Linked DNA regions of Mus musculus: region 1 is linked to region 2. Evidence: chromatin contacts called from ENCODE Hi-C or POLR2A ChIA-PET data. All regions are on one chromosome and are shown on one strand. Each heading gives the region's core, a stretch centred on a gene start or an enhancer-like site at or near the end of the contact. The rest is flanking DNA. Distances are from core to core; before and after follow the strand shown.

Region 1 (3,739 bases), core at 177-2,676, 300 kb before region 2:
CTCATGACCTAAACAGCTTTCCAAGAGACTCCATAGTTCTTGATTGGCGGGTAGCCTGACTCGAGTACCCTGGATCTCAGAGGCCCCTACTTGGTATGACCCCTCTCTCCTTTTGAGCAATCATTTTCCTCTTCTCGGGCTTTCAGTCTTCTCTTCAATTGGAGGAAGTACAGAAAAGTTGGGGTAGTGGCCTTCAGGCTGCTTCTCTGAGGGGAAGAAGTGACAATCCTAGAGAGGCAGAATGCTTGTCCTTGGGAGAGGGGAGGTCTTGCCCCTCTCCCTGACTAGGGGGAGATAGCAAAGGGTCTCCTTTTCACCCAACAGTCTGGTCACTGTCTTGGGATGGCTGGCGTTGGGAAATGTCTTTGGGAAAACTGGCTACCAACCCCAAAGACTGATAACCTCAGTTTACTTAGGGTGTCCTTGCCAGCCATCTCCCCAACTTTGGCTTTACAGATGGGAAGAAGGAGAGACAGAAGGAATAGAGAAAACGATTTTTAACCCTTTGCACCCACAAGTCACCTTTCCCCCACCTTCACCCCAACAAGCACAATGTCTCAGGCACCCCACGCTCCACCCCCAGCCAAGCCTTTCAATCTCCCAGGAACCCACCCAGGCACGGGAGTGGAGTGGGAGAGACCCCCAAAGCCAGGAAGGAAAGCGAGCTAGGGCAGACAAAAAGGAGGCGAGGGAGGGGGGAAGACCCCGGAGCGCGGGAGACCAAGGGGGAAAGAGAAAAGGCTTCTCACCGTGGGGTCTCATCCATGGAAACATGAGGCTGGGAGACGAGTTCTGATTTAAGTGGCCTTGTCCTTCGCTACTGTTAGTGTTGGCGGAGGATTTACAGTCGGGATATTGCACCACGCTCGCCTCTTGCTGAGCCCCATAAAGGGACTGTCTGGGGAGCGCCTCGTAGCCATAGAATTTGGAGGCGTCTCCGTGGCAGCTCAGCGAGCATGGGTTCTGCTGGTAGCCCGAGTTGGAGATGCCGGAGGTGCCGTGGTGGAAGAAGTCTTGGACGTGGTGCGAGGCGTGCTGGAAACCGGGCGCGGAGCCGCCGGGCCCGTACACCAGCGCATGGCTTCTGCCCACGCTCTGAGGGAACCGGCAGTCGTAATAGGCCGGTTCCAGGGACTCGCCGCCTTTGTATTTGGAAAACAGGGGGTTGACGAAGTAGGAGCTCATGCTGGGTACATGAAAACCCGCGGCCCCCTCCCCTTGGATCACGCTCCCCCGCCGGGTATCCCCGAAACTCCCCTCCCCCCGGGACCGAACCCCAAGCTGGCCGGCTCCCCCGGGCTGGACTGCTGGGCTGGGGGCTGGGCAGGTGGGGGCGCGGTGCCGGCTGCGGGCTCGGGCGGCTGCAGCTCTCTGCTCACTGTCGGTAGGTAGAGCGCGCGCTCTCACTTAGCTCTTTCCTCTAACAGCCCAGGCGAATTCCTCAGACTCCCGGCGGTGGCGGCGCTTACACGCGATTCGCGTTCATCAATCCACGACATGAAGACAGGCGAGCGAGCGAGCGAGCGAGCGAGCAAGAGAGAGAGAGAGAGAGAGAGAGAGAGAGAGAGAGAGGGAGAGGGAGAGGGAGAGAGAGAGAGAGAGAGAGAGAGAGAGAGAGAGAGAGAGACTGGGGGAGAGGGGGTTCAGGGCTGGGGGGGGGGACCTGGAGGAGAGGGAGGGAGGAGAGGCGAGGAATGGGGGTGTGGTGTGTGTAGGGGGTGGTGAGCCAGCCCTAGCTAATGGACAAGGCCAGCTTTTCCAAGGTGTGCACTCTAGTTTGAAGGTGTTCCCCCTTTTCTTTCCTTTTTGAGAGATACCTGAGCCATCAGGTCAACTCAGGTTACCTCAACAGGTAGAGGACCCCCAGGAGGTGAGAGTTAGTAAGTCAGGGCTGAGCCTGCAATCCAAAAGATGAGTTCTCTGAGGTTCCTTAAGTCTGAGGACTCTGAGAAGCCCAGCATGGTGATCATGTACCCCAAACCCTTCAGCCTGCACAATCTCCAGCCTCTGGTCTCTCTTCAAGGTCTGGAGCTGCTCTGTCATTTTTATATCCTGGGGACTCTTGTCTCTTGACTGCTCTTGGGGGGCACTCTATATGCCTCAGCATGACCTATAGAAAGCAACCTCTCCAAGGAGTAGGGAACCCCAATAGGCTTGGCTGGGAGAACCTGAGAGCAAAGCTGTTTATGGGGACTCAAAGGAATAGTTTGTGTGCCCAGGTTTCTGTCTAGCCCAACTCAAGAGATTTCATTTTTGGAGATTACAGCTGGACTGAAGGGTGCAAAAGAGTAGACCTCTTACTGGTTCTCATAAACCACCATCCCTTAGGAAATGCCAGCTCAACCTAGAGGGGCCCTCAGGATTCCCTGCACACACAAGCCCTTCTCCAGGCAGGCTGCCCAGGCCAGGATGTGGAAGGGAACTGTCAACAGACACTCTTTAAATATTTACCCACACTTTCTGGGCGGGGGCAGCATCCCCATGCCCAAGACTGGACAAATTCAAGTTAATTCTAATGGAAAAAAAATAACCAACACCCTTCTCTGGCCATGGTGTTTGCAGTTATGTGGGCTTAATTCAGAGAGAAAAGAGAAGAAAGCATAAGAACAATGTGTGCGTGTGGGCTATTGTGCTCATGAAGATGAATAAGAATGATTTTTCCCCCTGTCTTCTTCCTCTACAGTATGTGAGGCCACCTTGGAGCACACTCCAAACACACACACACACACACACACACACACACACACACACACACACTGTATGTACTGTATGTATGTATGTATGTCTCTTTATCCCGGGATAAAGAGACACACCAAGTGCTAGTTCATTTTACACTACCCATACTCATTTCTGGAAGTGGCCACTCTGACTTACAGACCTGTACATACATATGCACACCAGGCACATTCACATAGTGCTTGATAAACATATACATTTGTAGGTTTTTGTATCAAGAAAAAAAATCCATCTGATCTGCCCACACCCCACATCCTGAGGTTTGCAGGTTAGGCAAGGAAGGACTTGGTTAGAAAACCAGATCTTTTCCTTTCCTTCTGCCCATATGAGACAACTCTGGGCTGGCTCTAGTCATCAAAGAAAGAATGGCAGGGCAAAATAGGATAAAAAGAGCAACTCTCCCCTGTCCTTCTTTTATTTAATTAATTATTGGGGAAATGGATACTCTTAGCCAGATTCCTAAAGGTGATTCATTGGTGTCTAGGCAAGAGACCCTATTAGAATCTTTTGCATTTAGGGAACTCACCACTAATGAACTTAGGAACTGCCCAAACTCTTGGACACAGAACTTGAGCTCTGAAGCAGCAGAAGAGAAGGGTCCAGAAGTGCAGTAGGCTTCAGGTCTCACTAGAGTCCAGAACATTGGGGGGGGGCACCCCAGAGCATCTCCTCCCCTCTCCCCCCCCAACCGCCCTCCCCTCACCGCCAGAGCCTGCTGCATCTTTGACTCCAGCCTTGATCTGAGAGATCTGAGAGACTGCTCAGTACAGAACTGAACAAGGTGGATTCTGGGTTCCTAGCATCTGACACGGAGGACTGTCATAAATACTTTCTCTTTTCTGACTGGAAAGAGGAGCCTCAGAGGGTCCAGATCCTCTCTGGGGCCTGTGCCTTATCTTTTAGGGGGTGGGGATCTATTTCCAGGTTTTATGGTGCAGCAAAAAAAAAAAAAAAAAAAAAAAAAAACCACAACCTGCTACAGAGCTATTCTTCTGGGCCTTTG
Region 2 (3,654 bases), core at 208-2,707:
AGATGAGTGATGGCGCGGAGACAAGCAGAAATACACCATCATGAAAATGCTAATGACTCCTTGCTCTCTTTCTTTATGGTTGGAGTAATACAGACTTCAATCATAAAAACAATCTCCCAACATTTTAATGGGCTCCATCATGCCCGCACTTGTCGGTATATTTGAAGAATAAATCACCCTCCCCGCTCGGAATGAATTCGCTGTCAAACTCGGCTCCCTCGGAGAAAATGGATGAGGAAAGAGGATGGAGGCTTTTTTTTTTTTTTTTTTTTTTTTAGGGGAGGGTGTCGTCTCCCCCTCTAACTCCCTCCTAAACTGGATTGTTGTGAGAACTGCCTGGATTTTGAGTAGCAAGCAGGGGACTGTTGGAAGTTGGGAGAGCTGAAGCCATAGAGGGGGTTTTAAGAACAGTGGCTAAGTGAGTGAGGGATTTCACATGGCGAGAAGCCACCCCTGGGGTGGACGAGGAAGAATGATCAGGGGTAGGAATAGTGACAGCATTAAAGCAAAGGGCAAACTCCTGACAGTTCAAGGAGATGCGGAAACTGCCAAAAATCTGTACATCTGCACTACTTCTGCGTTATTGGGTCGAATTCCTCTCAGATTGGGCCCAAGCTGGGGCGCAGTAGAAAAAGAAGGGGGGAAGTTTGAGAGATCTCTTTTGTAGGGTAGAATATCATAGAGCAAGAATAGGTTGGGCTCTGAGCTTGCGGGGGTATTTTCAGCGCAGTAAGCCACAGGTCTGCACCTCTGAAAACTGCCTCAGAGTCCGGGGTAATTCTCATTTCCATACAGGTGGCAGCCAGCCAATGAAAACTTGGGATACGCATACCGCGCACAGCCAATCCCAGTTAAGGATGAGCTGACTTGGCAGGTTTAATTGCATCTTGATTGGTTGAGATGTTGCTAGGCAAAATTTGGGTCCTGGCGATTGATGCGGCCCGAACTGGAGAGGCAGGTGACTACGAAAATATCTAGAAACCTGGATTGACATTTTTTTCTTCCTGAGTTCTTTCAATCGCAAAGGCTTGATAGGGTCAGAATAATAACTGTCCCTTTTCATCTCTGGAGTGGGAGAGCGAAGTATACCTCACTCCCACTCCGCACCACCCCCCCCAAAAAATTCATCATTAAAAACTGGCTACTTTGGAGGGCCTTCTAAATTCTACAGACCCGGCAGGGAACCTCACCTTTTCCTGCCTTAAGCTTATCTTTGAGCCTTTGAATTGTAATTTAGGTCCGACTTTCTCTAATGTGCCAGGAATTGAAGAAATCGTGCCTCACGGGATCCTCTGCTGCTCCTACCTCCTTGTCACTCGGCCAAAACCTGTGAGGGGTCAGAATCTCATCCAAAGGTCTGGAAAGTGGTATTCCCACATCAGCAGCTTCTGAGCCTTCATTTGCATCTGGTTTGCATAAATAAACCGTCCTCCCCTCCCACTCCGGACGAAGCGCTGGGGCTTTCACCCTGCTACAAACGCCTCCACGCCCACCCTGGCGCACCCCCGCCCCGCCTGCAGCGCCCCCTGCCGGCTACAGGGCCTGGCGCGCTGCGGTGATGGCGAGCGGCAGCCTCCAAGGAGGCCGAGGGGGACTGTGGCGGAGGGGCGGAGGCGACCGCCCGGTGCAGCGATCCCGCGGGTCTGGCCGAGACCGTGCGCGAACAATATGCCACCATTTAAGTCTGAACGCGCGCCAGCCGCCGATTGTGATGTTAATTCGGCGATGATTTAGGGGGGCGGGACGGAGCGGGGCCGGCCGCCTCTCTGTCAAAATGCTGTCCGGAGCCTTAATATTTGTAATTGAAGCTGATGAGGACTTCGTTTCTGTTTCTACTGATAAAAAAAAAAAAAAAAAAAGGCAGGGAGGGAAAAAGAGCAACTAAATTATAGGGCTGGGAGAAAAACATGATTAATCAAAGGTTTGAACTGTCGCGGTGCTGGAGACCCAGTAAATCTCGCCGGCCGGGGCGTGTAGAGGCCGGAGGATAAATCTGAGCCCCGTGGAGTTTGCCACCCCTCTCTGTTTGCCTCTCGCGTCGCACGTCAATTAATTCGATAATTGGATTTGAAGAGATGTCAGAAGATTATCCAGGGGAAGTGGGAGGAGCGGTTACCAATGGGAGAACAGAGACGAGAGCCGAGGCCCACGGGGTCAGACTGTAGAGGGACCGGAGAGCCAGGCAGGTCTGTCCGGATCCTTCACCCAGCTCGCCTGTGCTTAGCTCTGCGGCAGACCCTGAAAGGCGGCTGCCTGATGTCAGTGCCCAGCTGCGGCTCGCAGCTCACCTCTGCGGACACTGTCCCCTAGCGCAGTCCCCAAAGCTCTCTGGAAGGCCTGACCTGTGCCACCAGAGCCATGTACCACATGCCTCCTGTCCTGTGTCCTAGATGTCCCAGCGTTAAAGCATCTGCCAGTCCATTTGTATTAGATTTGTATACGAAGTGTCTCTGTTCCCCCAAGCTCCTTTGAAGCCCTGGTTCACCCTATCTGATCGCTGATGTTTTTCTCCACATACTGGGAGTTGCCAAGAAGACAGGGATCAAGACTTCTCTTTGAATCCCCACTCCCACTGGTGGAAATTATTCTTCCCCTTATCCCAAAAGCTCCCCTCCCATACACTTAGAATCTAACTTATAACCAAAGTGTCCTGCTTAAAGAAAATGTCTATAGACACATGCACACCGACCCAGAGCACTAGTCACCAGGCCCCTAGCGGGAGACTGACAAGCCACAGAAATCGGCAACTTCAGGTGACTCCTGAAAAGGCTATACCTGTCTCCTATGAGGAATTAAACTTGTTTCATTACTGGGAAGGAGCACTGCAGGGAGGCCTGAGATGAAATCAGCCTACCACTGGCAGAGGTTAGAGGTGGGAGTGGGGGTGGGAGGTGAGGGGAAGATAAGGGGAAGAGGGATAAAGGGGAGGGGAGAGGAGGGGGGAGGGGAGAGGAAGGGGAGGGGGAGGAGGGGCAGAGGGGAGGAGGGGGGAGAGGGCCACAACTACTGAGACAGAGGGACAGAGAGGTTGATTTTAATTATTCTTTCTCCTCTGGTGTCTGTAGAATTCTATTCAGGGACAGGGTAAGGCGAGGATAGAAGCTTACAAAGGAATACAGAAAATGTTTCTGAAAAGAGAGAGAGAGGGAGAGAGAGAGAGATAGAGAGAAGATGAATTTGGAGCTCAAGAAGGTGGTGAAGGCAAAGCTCACAACGGCTGCCTGGCTAGGCTGTCTGTAGTACAGAAATCCTAGGAGAGCTAGCATCCAGAAGTGGCTACCCTTGACCTTTGAAATTCAAGCAAGGGAGATGTGGGAACAAGATCTGTCAAACAGCAACATGAACAGTATGGCAAAGCCAGGTTTTGTTTGACTGTACCAATTGAAAATACTGGCTGGTGCTGGCCAACTGTGCACAGTGTTCATATAATCATCCTTTGCATAAGTGGGAGGCAATATCCTACCTATAGAGGGACCGTGCAGGGCATCTTTAGACAGCTTTTGTTTCTATGTGGAGGCTCCTCTGGGAAGTTAAAACTCTCCTCTCTCTCTCTCCCTCTCCCTCTCCCTCTCCCTCTCCCTCTCCCTCTCCCTCTCCCTCTCCCTCTCCCTGTCCCTCTCCCTACCCCTACCCCTACCCCTACCCCCCTACCCC

What was found. Hi-C counts contacts between places; a loop is a spot of excess contacts on that map. ChIA-PET counts read pairs that join two places held with the same protein, here RNA polymerase II (POLR2A).
Region 1: a loop to region 2 is called in a map of left cerebral cortex, with 3 times the contacts of the local background. The contact joins the promoter of Hoxc8 here to the enhancer-like site in region 2. A Hi-C loop is called at or near these places in 4 of 37 maps with a recorded cell type or tissue (all left cerebral cortex). POLR2A ChIA-PET finds 5 or more read pairs at or near these places in 1 of 5 experiments (Patski).

The regions. Positions count from the first base shown.
Region 1 is chr15:102,988,226-102,991,964 of GRCm38, reverse strand. Hoxc8 (homeobox C8) reads right to left here and starts at 1,426. Exons shown (of 2, transcript NM_010466.2): 1 at 750-1,426. The coding sequence starts at 1,185.
Region 2 is chr15:102,691,014-102,694,667 of GRCm38, reverse strand. No RefSeq gene overlaps it. Among named protein-coding and RNA genes, the nearest start is that of Mir688, 21 kb to the right of the region's middle. Within about 2 kb of position 1,457, at least 1 of the 3 ENCODE cell types and tissues checked has a DNase peak (open chromatin) inside an H3K27ac peak, as active enhancers do; it is left cerebral cortex, where a contact is called at or near this core.